Regions from separate parts of the Homo sapiens genome. Here region 1 is linked to region 2. Evidence: read pairs that join two places in POLR2A ChIA-PET (ENCODE). Cell type or tissue: PC-9. All regions are shown on one strand.

Region 1 (8,000 bases), 140 kb before region 2:
AATCCCTGCCATACAAAGCTTCTGTCTTCACATGGCCTCATTCTCTATGTATATCTGTGTGTCTGCTCCTTTTTATAAGGATACTAGTCATTGGATTTAGGGCTCACCCTACTCCAGTATGGCCTCATTTTAACTAATTGCATCTGCAAAGCCTCCCCCTCCCCTTTTTTTTTTTTGAGACGGGGTCTCACTCTATTGTCTAGGTTGGAGTGCAGTGGCGCAATCTTGGCTCACTGCAACCTCCGCCTCCCGCATTCAAGTGATCTGCTACCTCAGCCTCCCAAGTAGCTGGGACTGCAGGTACGTGCCACCATGCCCGGCTAAAAAATAGAGACAGGGTTTTGCCATGTTGGCCAGGCTGGTCTTGAACTCCTGGCCTCAAGTAATCCGCCCGCCTCGGCCTCCCAAAGTGCTGGGATTACAGGTGTGAGCCACTGCCCAGCCCACAGACCCCATTTCTGAATAAGGTCATATTCTGAGGTTTCAAGTGGACATGAATTTTGGGGGACATTATTCAACTCACTGTAAGTATGAAACCCCTATACAAACAGGTGAGTGACGGCAGCTTGGAGTTTTTAATTGGGTTATAAAAGATCATATAAAGGATGAAAGTTGGTAGTAAAGAGAGAAGGTAGCTGTTAAGTTTGATCCTCTAAAGAAGACACTGAGATGATGTTAGGAGTGCAGACGGTTTATTGGGGAGCAAGATCTGTGCAAGGAAAAAGGAAGTAGTTATGCCAGGGAGACCATCAGACCATGATGAAAACCTAACAAGGTCTCTGTCACCCCATGGGGGGCTCCAGAGCAGAGAGTGCTGAAAAGCAGAGTCCTCGTTGGGCAGCAATAGTTAGGCACTTGTTCAGTTGTTGGCTGGGGCCAATCCAGCTCAGCTCAAAAGCTGACAGGGACTTGAAGGAATTAACAGATGGAGGCTGTCAGCTAATCAGCTAATCACTCACCATGCAGCTGGGCAGAGATCCTCTTTTTTTTGTTTGTTTTTTTGAGAGACGCAGTTTCACTGGAGTTTCCAGGCTGGAGTGCAGGGGCATGATCTCAGCTCACTGCCACCTCCACCTCCCGGGTTCAAGTGATTCTCCTGCCTCAGCCTCCTGAGTAGTTAGGATTACAGGCACGCGCCACCATGCCTGGCTAATTTTTGTATTTTTATTAGAGACAGGGTTTCACCATGTTGGCCAGGCTGGTCTTGAACTCCTGACCTCAGGTGATCCACCACCCTCGGCCTCTCAAAGTGCTGGGATTACAGGCGAGAGCCACCGCACCCAGCCAGCTGGGCAGGGCTCTTGAAGGGGGATTCTGAGCAGTTCATCTCCATGTCTGTCATAAAACGTGTTTTAGTTTACAGAGAATGACATATACGCACACACAAAGCAAGTTGTGTACTGAAAAAAGCAAACAAATGAACTTAATCCCACATAAACTACGATGGTGTCATGTTGTTATGTATTCTGAAGGCATGTAACATAGAATGGTTGCCCAGAATTAGTCTATGAGCCATAGAGTTTTTGTTGGAAAAGACTACATCACTTGGACTCTCTTGCCCATTTTAAGATTTTGTTTTTTTATTTTACTGTTGATTTTCTTTCATCTTCCCATTAAGGCTCTGGAGAAAAATCAGCAGTGGCTCGTGTATGATCAGCAGCGGGAAGTCTATGTAAAAGGACTTTTAGCAAAGATCTTTGAGTTGGAAAAGAAAACGGAAACAGCTGCTCATTCACTCCCACAGCAGACAAAAAAGCCTGAATCAGAAGGTACTGACTGGTATAAAAATGTTCTCTAGGGATAGGCCTGACATTTTCCAAAAGGAATGATTCATCAAATTTAGATTTTTATAGATATGTGTTAGAAAGTAAAATAAGAGCAAGTCTTATAGCCCTGAAGTAAGAAATACCATTTTTGCAAGTTTTATTTCCTAACGTTTTCAGATCAAAAGAAAGTACCAACACAGGCTAATGGGTGATCTTTGGCAGTTCTGAAATCACATTCAGTTCTCTCTACCCATGAATGTCCTTCCCCTTTTTCAAAGTCCTTCTCCAGCTTTTACTTCCCCCAGAGTTGGCCTTGTCACAATTCTCTTTTCACTTTGCTTCCCTTCAGCACTTATTCATATCAACCCCAGGAGAAAGAATGCCTTTTTTAGATGATCCTTAAATCATTTGAACTTCAGGTATAGAATTGAGATGAAATTTCTCATTCACGATGCTGTCTTTTTGCCAAGCACTTTGCAGTTTCCCTTACATAGATCTTAGTGGAGTTTTAGAGCAACCCTAAGAGGCGGGGCAGGAAAGGTCAGTATTCTCATTTTACAGATGAAGAAATAGGTTTAGCAATTCTAGATGACAAGCTAAGAAAAGAAAAATGAGAAACTCCATGCAATGCTCTCCTTAAAAGACTGACAGTTTGGAGGGGACCAAAGCCTTGAATTTTATAGAGAAGTCTAAAGAAAGGGGAACAAGACTCATAAGATTGGAGAATCATATTTGAATACTTAAAACAAAGCTAATGCTAAAAAGAAACTATAAATGTCTCTGGAGGCACTTCAAAGCTGTCAGCCCTAATGGCACTAAGTTGCTTCTATAAAATATGTGCTTATGTAAAAGCAGGATTTTAGTTATGGGCTAAGTCTAATTTCTTTTCTTTGGTAATACAGTTCTCTCTCTCTCTCTCTCTCTTTCTCTGTGTGTCTGTTTTATCAAAGCAATATAAGCACTTGTTAGAATAATGTAATAGTTAAGAAGGACCTTGCCCTGTCTTTCCCATCCCAATCCCCGTTTCTTCCTCCCATCAGGCAACTGCTCTTAATATTTCTATTTTTAATTTTGATAGTTATCTCCACATATAAATAATGAGCTTGTGTTCCTATTTGTTGATTGAACTTCTTGAGACTTTCCCTCCCAACAGAATAGATGTTACTGTTTTTAGTTCTTCTATTTGTGAGTTTTATAACTTCAAATAGTATACCTGAACTTGTTTTTTATTTCATCAAATATCAACCATAGTCCCTATCTCTTGACTTTTCATGTTGTAAACTAAGGAAATAGTGTGATTCATTTAGATGTTTGATGTTTCTCTTTTCAGGAATATTATTTATTTTATAAAGTGAGTTGTGCCGTAATGTTGTTTGTCATAGGTTATCTTCAAGAAGAGAAGCAGAAATGTTACAACGATCTCTTGGCAAGTGCAAAAAAAGATCTTGAGGTTGAACGACAAACCATAACTCAGCTGAGTTTTGAACTGAGTGAATTTCGAAGAAAATATGAAGAAACCCAAAAAGAAGTTCACAATTTAAATCAGCTGTTGTATTCACAAAGAAGGGCAGATGTGCAACATCTGGAAGATGATAGGCATAAAACAGAGAAGATACAAAAACTCAGGGAAGAGAATGATATTGCTAGGGGAAAACTTGAAGAAGAGAAGAAGAGATCCGAAGAGCTCTTATCTCAGGTAAACTTAACCAGATCCATAATTCAGAGTGTTCACCGAACACTTTCTAAGTGTCAGGGACTATTTGACCACTAGAGAACTGGCTAGGGACAAAACAAATTCCTGCCCCTCATGGGAGTTATATTCCAGAACAGAAACAGACCATAAACAATAAATAAGGAAACTAAAGAAAATGCAACAGGGTGACATGACAAAGGGAAATTGGGGACCAGTGGAGGCCTCTCTGAGGAGATGGCATTTGGACAAAGACCTGATGATGAGGAGGACCCAGTGAGGTGGGTGACTTTTCCTCTCAATGGAGGAAATTGTACACACAAAGGCTCTGAGTGAGGAGGAGGTCAGTATATGTGAGAAGCCAAAAGAAGAAGTGAAGTAATGAGAGGAATCGAGGCTGATTCCTAGACTGGCATCTTAATGGTGATGATATGTGCTCAAGTGAATTCACATGGCATCTTCCATGTTCTTGTTATGCTCATAGCCTTATGCTATGGTATCATAATAATGTTGGAGTTACTACGTTAGGATTATTGGAATTGAACAGTACTTTGATGGAACTCTTTAATTTAGATTTTGCTTTGCAGCCTGGCATCATGGAAGGAACATTATTTGGAATCCATGCCTAGTCTCTAGTCCAGGATATATGGCCTTAGGCAAATCACCTAACTTCTCTGACTACTCACTGGTTATTCCCTTGTCAAATTAATAATAACCTCTGCTTGCCATATAGGGCTTTGGTGAGCGTCAGTTGAGAGAAGGTAAAAGTGCTTTGTAAACTAAGCGAGGTAAATGCTAGTTATTGCTACTATTTTAATAATAATTTTTAACAGTCCTACAAAAGTTGAGGGTGCTGGTGATGGGACAGTAACAAGTCCATCTATAACATTTGCCATCTTAGTCTTTTTTTTCTTTTTTTTTTTCTGAGACAGGGTCTTGCTCTGTCGCCCAGGCTGGAATGCAATGGCGTAATCTCAGCTCACTGTAACCTCCACCTCCTGTCTTCAAGTGATTCTTGTGCCTCAGCCTCCTGAGTAGCTGGGATTACAGGTGCCCACCACCACGGCTGGCCAATTTTTATATTTTTAGTAGAGATGGGGTTTCACCATGTTGGCCAGGCTGGTCTCAAACTCCTGACCTCATGTGATCCACCTGCCTTGGCCTCCCAAAGTGCTGGGATTACAGGTGCAAGCCACTGTGTCCAGCCTGCCATCTTAGTCTTTACCACTCACACTTCTTCTGTCTACAGGTATGAGCAGTGATACTAGGGAGAGATTAAGTCTGCTGATTAAATTTTGCTTCAGCTCTGGCTAAGGGCCCAGCACTGCCACCCATGTTATCCTACTCAGAAGTGTCAGAACCTCCAGGAAAGGGGGCATGGCTGCTGCAGAGTTCAGTGCTGTTTATCAGCATTCAGTCTGTGTGCCTCAGGGAACTCTCGGCAAGGGCGGTGGTATACTGCTTAGCTGCTGGCATAGATAGCCATCAGATGGCCAGCTGGAATGATTCACCCCTGACTAGCAGGTGTTGTCCTGGTTAGAGATGTGAGACTTGTGATGTGAGCTTTCCGTGCATCCCAGGTCAAGCCGGAAAAGGTTGGATGTGACAGCATTGGTTCTCTTTATGTCCTACAGGTCCAGTTTCTTTACACATCTCTGCTAAAGCAGCAAGAAGAACAAACAAGGGTAGCTCTGTTGGAACAACAGGTACTCATTCGGGTTGCTTCTAAATTCAATTCTGCCTGTTAGAAAATGCAGTTTTTCCTCATGTTTATGCTGTTCTATGGAGAACTGTTTGAAAGTTGTGAAAAGTGTCTTTAAAAGACTTCAATAAAAGTCTTTCTTCTTCAATAAAAAAGATATTTCAAGAGACTCTGCTAGCCACTTATTCCTGTTGCTGACCTTAGGCTAAACAGATTCTTGAGGTGTGATGGCAGTTTTCTTGACAGGTAGATGTTGGCCTTGGCAAATTTTGCTCTTCCCCAGTGGCTGTAGCTCCTAGCCTAACAATGTCTCCTAAGTAGGGCTACCTTATAACTTCAAGCAGAACTTGGAGAGACACCATTTAGTCTCAGAATGTATTATAAATGGTGTAAAGCAGAGATTTTTAGTATATTCCAAACCAGGGAATAGCTATCTCTTTCCCTTCTCCTTCTTCCCCCTTAAAAAAGGTGGATAGGGAGGAGTAATTCTAATCAACAACTTCTTAAGCTGCTCTTCATTCACCTATACCTCAGCGTTGGCTTTGCTCCTTGGATAAACCAAATCCTCAGCCATAAGCTGCCTCGTTTATTAACATTTCATGGTGCTTAGGTGAATTCTTGCTACGATGGTACAATAAATATTTTCTTCATGTGCTAATAAAAAAATGTGAGCATCCAGTCAAGAGAACTAGACAGTCTGTATCAGCTGTAATGGTCTTGTTCTGGGCCTTTTCCAGATGCAGGCATGTACTTTAGACTTTGAAAATGAAAAACTCGACCGTCAACATGTGCAGCATCAATTGCATGTAATTCTTAAGGAGCTCCGAAAAGCAAGAAATCAAATAACACAGTTGGAATCCTTGGTGAGTCTGGAATGATTAAACTAAAATTTGTCTTCGTCTTCCATTTATATACCAAATCAGTTCCGAACTTAGGAGGATACAGCTTAACACACAGCTAGCTGTATCTCAAATCAGTAGGTAGAGCCTCTGCCTCATTTGAAGCAACTGCCCTTTGAGCATCAATTCAGAGGACATGAAAGAGGGACATGATCACATCTGGAAACATTCCCCCAACTACCCCAGCTGCTGTGATGCTGGAGGCACTAAATAGTGCCTGAGCTGGGGTCAAAAGGGTAGAATAGAGGGTAGTCACAGAATCCTGAACTGAAATTGTGTTTATCTATTAAAAAAGAAAGAAAGGCTGGGCACGATGGCTTATACCTTTAATCCCAGCGCTTTGGGAGGCCAAGGCAGGCGGATCATGAGGTCAGGAGTTGGAGACCAGCCTGACCAACATGGTGAAACCCTGTCTCTACTAAAAATACAAAAAATTAGCCGGGCGTGGTGGCGGGTGCCTGTAACCTCAGCTACTTGGGAGGCCGAGGCAGGAGAATCACTTGAACCCGGGATGCAGAGGTTGCAGTGGGCTGAGACTGAGCCACTGCACTCCAGCCTGGGCAGCAGAGCAAGACTCTGTCTCAAAAAAAAAAAAAAAAGAAAAAGAAAAAAATGCTGTTTTTAGGGATAATGGACTATTACTGTTAATATGCTTTTTAGATGTATTATGAGGTTTGTGTGAGTCACTCTGAAAACATAATCTTTTAAAACATGAACCTTTTAAATAATATTGTTTCTATGATGAAATGGTTTTTCACTTACTTATTCTCACCTTACTAATAAGCTTTTGGACCAAACTTGTTGGGGGTCTGCATTTGAATATATGTCTGTCCCACTAGTACATATTTTAAATTTTATTCTACTACTATAGAATACTTGGAGACAGTGAAATGTTACAAATATGATTCCTCAGTTTTCAAAGGAGGAAAAAAAAACAATGATAAAAGTAAAAATCACTTGTAACTTCTGTATGAATAAAAGAAAGAAAATATATTTTTGGCTCTGTTCTTAAGTATATAATTGATTTTACCCATTTATAATATTTGAAATGAAAATTTATAATTCATTTTTGTTATTGACCATTCAAAGCTTAGGGAGCAGAGGGTATGCAAAAGAATTTGTAATTTTGTGGGGGCGGTTCCAAGATGGCTGAATAGGAACAGCTCCAGTCTACAGCTCCCAGCGTGAGCGACACAGAAGACGGATGATTTCTGCATTTCCAACTGAGGTACTGGGTTCATCTCAGTGGGGACTGTCAGACAGTGGATGCAGCGCACCGAGCGTGAACCGAAGCAGGGTGAGGCATCGCCTCACCCAGGAAGCGCAAGGGGTCAGGGAATTCCCTTTTCTAGCCAAGGAAAGGGGTGACTGACGGCACCTGGAAAATCAGGTCATTCCCACCCTAATACTGCGCTATTCCGACGGTCTTAGCAAACAGCACACCAGGAGATTATATCCCACGCCTGGCTTGGAGGGTCCTACACCTACGGAGCCTTGCTCATTGCTACCACAGCAGTCTGAGATCAAACTGCAAGGTAGCAGTGAGGCTGGGGGAGGGGTGCCCGCCATTGCTGAGGCTCGAGTAAGTAAACAAAGCGGCCGGGAAGCTCGAACTGGGTGGAGCCCACCGCAGCTCAAGGAGGCCTGCCTGCCTCTGTAGACTCCAACTCTGGGGGCAGGGCATAGCCAAACAAAAGGCAGCAGAAACCTCTGCAGACTTAAATGTCCCTGTCTGACAGATTGGAAGACAGTAGTGGTTCTCCCAGCACGCAGCTTGAGATCTGAGAACGGACAGACTGCCTCTACAAGTGGGTCCCTGACCCCCGTGTAGCCTAACTGGGAGGCACCCCCCAGTAGGGGCAGACTGACACCTCACACAGCCGGGTACCCCTCTGAGACAAAACTTCCAGAGGAGCAATCAGGCAGCAACATTTGCTGTTCAC
Region 2 (8,000 bases):
TAGCGTTTTCTTTCACGTCTATTAAATAGCAACAAGTGTCCAGGTTTACATTAAGCAATATGCACTAAAACAATTGGTGCATAATAAATTTGATGTATTTGATTTGTTGTAGATTATATACTCTGCACAATCTGACACTTGGTAGAGACGAGGAAGTCTCTGTCCCAAGGAATTATTTCTCTGAATTCAGCAGTCTGATTTGCTTCTTTAAATGACTTAATGTGCTATAAATATTAACTTGTCTAAAAGTTTAAGGCATTTTCACACATTCCTCCCCTCCCCCTGCTTTTTTTCCTAGTATAGCAATCAAGGTTGGCTTCAAATATTATTAATTTGCCAAGTATGTATCTGAGTCACATAATAAACATCACTTTGGGAACATAGCAATGTTCATCAGTGAACAAATAAAGGCAGTGATTCCCTGATGTCAGTATGCCACTGGATCACCCCAAGTCCAAAAGGAAGGCCACCATTGTTCCAAAATCAGGGGCAGGTTAAGTGGGATCAAAATGACTCCACTTACTTTTCCCCTCCCTGGTAATCCAGACCAGGTTGAAAATAACCTGTATCCAGATTTGATTCAGAGATTCTGGACTGATATGTACAATAGACTTCTGTGAAATGTCCCAAGTAAGAAATTGATTCGGGGTCCAGGCACGGTGGCTCATGCCTGTAATCCCAGCACTTTGGGAGGCCGAGATGGGCGGATCCCTTGAGGTCAGGAGTTTGAGACTAGCCTGGCTAACATGGTGAAAACCCATCTCTACTAAAAAATACAAAAATTAGCTGGGCATGGTGGTGGGTGCCTGTAATCCCAGCTATTTGGGAGGCTGAGGCAGGAGAATCGCTTGAACCCAGGAGGCAGAGGCTGAAGTGAGCTGAGATTGTGCCACTGCACTCCAGCCTGGGCAACAGAGTGAGACTCCATCTCAAAAAAAAACAAAAACAAAAACAAAAACAAAAACAAAAAAAAACATTGATTTTGATCCAGATAATCTCTCTTTTGTTTTTGTAATTTAGACTGGTCAACACCCATTGCTTCATTCTAGCTATTTTAAAAGTTTAACTATAGTTGCTATGATGAACTCATTATGTTGACAAAACAAATCACAATTTTCCCTTCTATTACTTATATATGCTTTGTAAAACACCACTTTTCTTGTCCTAGAAAATGTTATAAAAAGATGACTTAAGGGAAGATTTATATAAGGCATAGTGTAGTGTCTAAAACTTGAGTTCTTGTCCAATTATTGCTTTCTAATATTTCAATCTTCTGAAATGACTGAGCCATATTTGGTCTTAGGTTTGCAATTCTATTTCTACCAGGAGCTAGCCTCATAACTTTACGTAATAATAATAATGATACAACAATAAATTTTAACAGCGATTTACAGTTTTAAAATGCATTCACAGTTGTCATTTCATTTGATTCAGCATTCCACAGATATTAATTGAGCATAGACTAAGTGCTAGGCAGTTAGGCAGGGCAGCTGTTATTATGCCCATATGAGAAAACAAATACAGATGTTAAGTGAAGTCTCTAGGATTATACCACTGCCAAAGTGGGGAAGCCAGGAAATGAACCTGGGTTCCCTCTTGAGAGGTAATGTAGTGTGGTGCAGAGATTAGGAGCACAGACTCTGGAACCATGCTGCACTGGCTTAGACACCAGTTCTGCCACATTCTAGCTGTTTAACCTCGGGCAAGTTACTTCACCTCTCTGTGCTGGGGTCTGTTGTGAAGAGATTAAGAATATTCACAAAGCACTTAGAGCCTGGTAGGTAGTAAGAACTAAGTAAGTGTTTACTGTTATTATTTGGTGTTCAGGACAGTATTGTTTTTGGCATTATGCTACTTCTCTCTTTATATAGTTTGATAGACTATCTCCTCTTTCTTTCCAGTGGAGTTTTTCTGTATTTTGTAACTGTCAAATTCATTTGGCAAAATCACTATCTATCTGTCATTTGGCCTGTATGACTAAAATGGTCTATTTGGAATAACTGGGCTTTAAGAAACCACCCCCAGCTTATATACTCATTTTCTTTCTTTCTTTCTTTCTTTCTTTCTTTCTTTCTTTCTTTCTTTCTTTCTTTCTTTCTTTTTTTTTTTTTTTGAAACAGGGTCTCTCTCTGTCACCCAAGCTGGAGTGCAATGGCACAGTCTCAGTTCACTGCAACCTCCAGTCCCCAGCGTTAAGCAATCCTACCACCTTGGCCTCCTGAGTAGGTGGGACCCCAGGCACATACCACCACACCCAGCTATTTTTGTATTTCCATATTTTTAGTAGAGACAGGAGTCTCACCATGTTGCCCAGGCTGGTCTTGAACTCCTGAGCTCAAGCCATCTACCCACCTCCGCCTCCCAAAGTGCTACAAGCATGAGCCACCATGCTCGGCCTATATTCTCATTTTCTAGAATGCTAAGAAATGAAGCTGATCCTTATGTGAAGAGATGTAGTGAGAAACTCTTTGAAGAAAGGTCTAGTTAAGTCTTGGTAAAATAGAATTGCATGAAAACATTTTCAGGATAATGTGGAAGGATTTCATTATTTTTTCCTACATATACACGAATATGAGTGTAATTTGCAATTTCTGAAAGACCAGTGGTTTCTATGATCACTCTAAAATTACCTGGTAGATAAAGTAACATGTCTGACAGTTGGACTTCTCCCAGAAATTCTTTATTAAAGCTTCTCAATTAATACAAGCACATTTTTAATCTATTGTTATTTATTTTAATGGTCCTAGAAGAAAACATTTATTTACTCCAAAAAGTTAAACACTGATTACATGAATATTGGCTAACAGTATCTATTTTTATAGTTTAAATTAAATTATCTTACTTAAAGTATAGTAGAGGGGTTTGCTTAGTCCATGAGATAAAAACTAAAAGCAAGCCAAAAAAAAAAAAAAAAAAGGAAGGAAAACAAAAAAAAAACAAACAAAAAAGTGTTGAAAGACTTTTAGATTTTCTTCTTGTTAAGCATAGTTTCATTTGTTCAGAGGCAAATTATTGATAGCATTTTATTGTGAATTTTCATCTTACAGAGTTTAAACATCTTCCAGAACCTAAATAAGCGGCAGTTTGAAACAGTTATTCATTTGTTCGAGGTCGCAATAATAGCAACTGACCTGGCTTTATATTTCAAGTAAGTACATAACTCTGCACAGTGGAATGCCCTATACTCTGTGTGGTTTTACCTTCCATAAATTATCTGTTGCATTAATGTTAAAAGGCATTTATTCACACACATACACACACACAGACACACACACACACATACACACAAAATTTGCTCTCCTTTTGGATTACCAAGTAGAGTATCTTCAAGACAGATGCCTGCCAGTAAATTTACTAGACCTCTGGGAACATATTTTAAAAACATAAGCTCCTAATATTAAGTAGGTTGCTCTCCGAACAGGTTTGAATTGCAGAATGTGCAGCCAAGTTTGTGCCTTGTCAAAAGAGTGAAGCCAAGAGACCTCTCAAGGTGGCTTTTTGTCCAGGTGAATTCTCTATGGTCCAGAATCTGGCATTTTAATGTTTCAGCCTCAGAAATTTAATTCTGTCAAAGTCTGGGAGCTGAACAATTTTGATGGCATTGACACACATTAACCAAACTTACAAAACTGAGTCATACGTAACAGAGAGCCAGCCTATTTACAACAGTAATATTGCCAAGGAGACCAGATACTCCCAGTATCTCCACATTTTCTCATAAGTGAACTATAAAGTTGCTTGATGAAAATGGGTTAGAACAAGATGAACTAGTTATAGGATGGAAATATTCAGTGGCTTGGGCATTGTCAAATTATGCCTTTCTGATCCTTCACTAAATATTTATTTATTATTTATTATTATTATTATATGTATTATTATACAGGTCTCACTCTGTCACCTGGGCTGGAGTGCAGTGGCACAACCTCGGGTCACTGCAATCTCGGCCTCCAAGGTTCAAGCGATTCTCCTGCCTCAGCCTCCTGAGTAGCTGGGACTTCAGTCTCCCACCACCACATCTGGCTAATTTTTATATTTTTAGTAGAGATGGGTTTCACCATGTTGGCCAGGCTGGTCTTGAACTCCCGACCTCAACTGATCTGCCCACCTGGCCCTCCCAAAGTGCTGGGATTACAGGTGTGAGCCGTTGCACTGGGCCTGAATATTTAATTATTAAATAGTTCAATGTGAAGACAAATACTAAGAATAATAAAATGGATATCCAAATATCTATAGCCTAAATTTAACAAATGCGAAATTTTGCCATATTTGCCTCAGATTTTGCTTTATAAGGAGAAAAAAACTAGTGATGCAATTGAGGTATTCCACCCCTACTCCACTATGAAAAATCCCTTCCCTTCTTCCACAAAGATATCACCGTCTGACGTTGATGTGTATTCATAATTTCCATCCATGTTTTTATATGGTATTGTTGTGTGTTGTTTTTTTTGTTTGGTTTCTTGGTTTTTTTGCGACGGAGTCTCACTCTGTCACCAGGCTGGAGTGCAGTGGCGCAATCTCGGCTCACTGTAATCTCTGCCTCCTGGGTTCAAGTGATTCTTCTGCCTCAGCCTCCAGAGTAGCTAGGACTACAGGCACACGTCACCACGCCTGGCTAATTTTTTTTTTTTTTTTTTTTTTTTTTTTGTATTTTAGTAGAGATGGGGTTTCACCATGTTGGCCAGGATGGTCTCTCTATCTCCTGACCTCGTGATCCACCCACCTTGGCCTCCCAAAATGCTGGGATTAGAGGCGTGAGCCACCTCGCCCAACCTGTTGTGTGTTTTCAAATTGTCCATAGGTGGTATCATACTGTCTGTACATACCTTTCTGCAACTTGCTTTATTCATGCAACATTGTGTTTCAAAGATTTATCATTGATAATAAATGGAGCTCCAATGCATCCATTTTAACTGAATAGAGTATTCAACTGTTGAATATTCATAATTAATTTACCCAGTCTTCTATTCATAGACATTTCAATTGTTTCTAATTTTTCATCATTGCCTACAATGCTACCTTGTATGTCCCTGTATATATATATGAGAGTTTCTCTAAGAAATGTAAAAGTGACAATGCTGTAGGATTTGCATGTCTTCAATTTCATGCTACATTACAAAACTGCACTCCTGAGAAGTTGTGCCAGTTAGCACTCCCACACACAGTGTGCAAGAGTTCCAGCTGAGTGAGGTGGCTCATGCCTGTAATCTCAGCACTTTGGGAGGCCAAGGCAGGAGGATCACTTGAGGCCAGGAATTTGAGACCAGCCTGGGCAACATAGCAAGACTGTCTCTACAAAAAAATTAAAAAATTAGCCAGGCATGCTGGAGCATGCCTGTAGTCCCACCTACTCGGTAGGCTGAAGTGGGAGGATCCCTTAAGCCTAGGAGTTCAAGGTTCCAGTGAGCTAGGATCAAGCTATTTCACTCCAGCCTGAGTGGTAGAGCAAGATTCTGTCTCAAAAAAAAAAAAAAAAAAAAAAAGAAAAAGAAAAAGAAAAGAAAGAAAGAAAGAAAGAAAAAGAAAAATACCACATCTGAAGTACTCTTGAACTCAGCAAATTGAAATTTTATTTTGCTAATATAATGAGTGTGAGATAATATCTTATTGTTCAAATTTGTAGTTTCTTGATTAGTAGTGAGACCAGCTGGACATCCGTGTGTTTTGGGTTCCAACTTTTTGTTGGCTATATGTGTTGTGATATCTTATCATAGTTTGGGGCCTTTATTTTTAGGTTATGGTCTCTTTTCTCATATGTAATTTTGTATTTACTTTCATTTTTAAAGAGACAGGGTCTTGCTTTGTTGCCCAGGCTGGTTTAAAACTCCCGGCTTCAAGCAATCCTCCCACCTTAGTCTCCCAAAGTGCTGGGATTATAGATGTGAGCCACTGCACCCGGCCTTATATGTAACTTTTTCGTTGTAATGTATTCCAAGTTACCTGTTTTGTTTTGTTTTTCCCTCTCTCTCTCTCTCTCTCTCTGTATGGTTTGTGCTTTTTCTGCCTTAAACCCTTTCTGAGCCAAAGTTATACCACCATTCTCTGCTCTCGTATTTTCTGGCCCTGTAGACTTTGCTATGTGGACATCACAATGCAAAGTGGGAACGTGAAATCTGAAAAGCATGTATTTAAGATATTTTTTCTCTCTTTTCATAAGCTAAAATTGTTGCTCACAGCTGTATCTTTTCTAGGAAGAGGACCATGTTTCAAAAAATTGTTGATGCCTGTGAACAAATGCAAACGGAAGAAGAAGCCATCAAATATGTAACTGTTGATCCAACCAAGAAAGAGATTATCATGTAGGTAGTTGAAATTGTATTTCTCTCTTGTTTTTTGTAAAAATAACTTATTTTGTACTTATTTCTATTTTAAAATTTTTTGTTTTCTTCCTAAGGGCAATGATGATGACGGCATGTGACTTGTCTGCTATTACCAAGCCCTGGGAGGTGCAAAGTCAGGTGAGTCCAGTTAAGTTTTCTTTTCTGTCACACTGTCAGGTACTGCCTAGGTCCCATGTAAATGTCCACCTAAAGATCTCAGGCAACCTCAGAATTCTGAAAAATTACAAATATTAGTGAGACAGTAGGCAATTTGATTAGGCCCTAGAATAAAGCAAATAGAAGGAACTTTGGAAGGAGAATTCTTTCTTGAAAGAATTCTTTAACATTGAAACACTGTAAATAATTTATATAAAATTATCCAAGAAATGTCTGAGTTTTTAAATAGAGGAGTGTATTAGCCTGTTCTCATGCTGCTGCTAATAAAGACATACCCGAGACTGGGTAATTTATAAAGGAAAGAGGTTTAATGAACTCACAGTTCCACATGGCTGGGGAGGCCTCACAATCATGGTGGAAGATGAAGGAAGAGCAAAGGGATGTCTTATGTGGTGGCAGGCAAGAGAGAGCGTGTGCAGGGGAACTCCCCTTTATAAAACCATCAGATCTTGTGAGACTTACTTAATATCACTAGAACAGCACGGGAAAGATTTGTCCCCATGATCCAATTACCTCCCACTGGGTCACTCCCATGAATTGGGAATTATGGGAACTACAATTCAAGATGAGATTTGTGTGGGGACATAGCCAAACTATATCAATGAGGTAAGTCAGAACAAGATCAGGATGCATCGTTAGTGTTTTCCTCTATCAAGGGTGTTTTTGCTCCTATAGTCTCTTCTTCAATGTGCTGTGAATTATAAGAAGGCACTGACTGTGAGATGATGTCTAAGGTTGCCTTCCACTGAAGTTCTTCCCCCACCTTGGGGAGGCACTAGTCTACCACTTGCTTTCTTACTAATTGGATGAAAAAACCTTCCTTTTTCCTCCAGTAATTTCTAGGGAAACCCCTAAGCAGAAGAGAGCCCAGAATTAAATGGGTTTAACTATAAAAGTGGGTTGTATCTTTTTAAAAAGATAGAATAATTAGAACTCAGTGTAGGGGAGAAAAAATATCTATTTCTCACCCATCCTAGCTTCATGACTGAGGCCCCTATAACAAAAGACAGATTAACAAGAGAAAAGCGTACACGTTTATTTGTTTTACATGTAATACAGGAGCCTTCGTGAGGAAACAAAGACCCTAAGAAACAGTTAAACTTGTATGTTTTATGCTAGGTTGGATGAATTAGATAGTCATGGAGAAATAGAATTCAACAAAGAGGGTATGATCTAATCGTGAGGCAGCTTAGCAAGGCCGATTTGTTCAGATTCTTCTTGGCATCTTTGTGTCTCTGGCTCCTTTCCTCCAGGAATAGGGAGGGCACCTCTTGAATGAAGGTCTTATGATCTGCTTCAGGGGAAGGTCAGAAAATCCTTACCTGGTTTTATGACCTACTTCAGGGGAGAAGGTCGGGGGAAGGTGAGACTGATCTTCCTGCTGCTTTAGTTTCCTCAAATTCCGTCACCTTAAAATATTTGGGGGCAGGGTGTCCTGAACTCCGTCACCATCAAGTCCAAAACCAAATGCTTCCTCTCCTTCCACCTCGACATGCCTGCTCTTCT

The links. Peaks named below come from ENCODE experiments on the same cell type or tissue, not always from the same donor. Only the 100,000 strongest peaks of a DNase experiment are listed, where the experiment ranks them.
Region 1: POLR2A ChIA-PET joins it to region 2 with 14 read pairs; 2 of 35 experiments call an interaction of 5 or more read pairs at or near these places.

The regions. Positions count from the first base shown.
Region 1 is chr10:93,513,787-93,521,786 of GRCh38, forward strand. It overlaps CEP55 (centrosomal protein 55), which reads left to right. Exons shown (of 9, transcript NM_018131.5): 5 at 1,619-1,769; 6 at 3,149-3,462; 7 at 5,091-5,162; 8 at 5,896-6,021. Among named protein-coding and RNA genes, the nearest start is that of CEP55, 21 kb to the left of the region's middle. In PC-9, no CTCF peak of the experiment used is centred here; a DNase peak (open chromatin) is centred at 4,945.
Region 2 is chr10:93,652,713-93,660,712 of GRCh38, forward strand. It overlaps PDE6C (phosphodiesterase 6C), which reads left to right. Exons shown (of 22, transcript NM_006204.4): 16 at 3,048-3,148; 17 at 6,189-6,296; 18 at 6,392-6,455. Among named protein-coding and RNA genes, the nearest start is that of PDE6C, 44 kb to the left of the region's middle. In PC-9, no CTCF peak of the experiment used is centred here; a DNase peak (open chromatin) is centred at 359.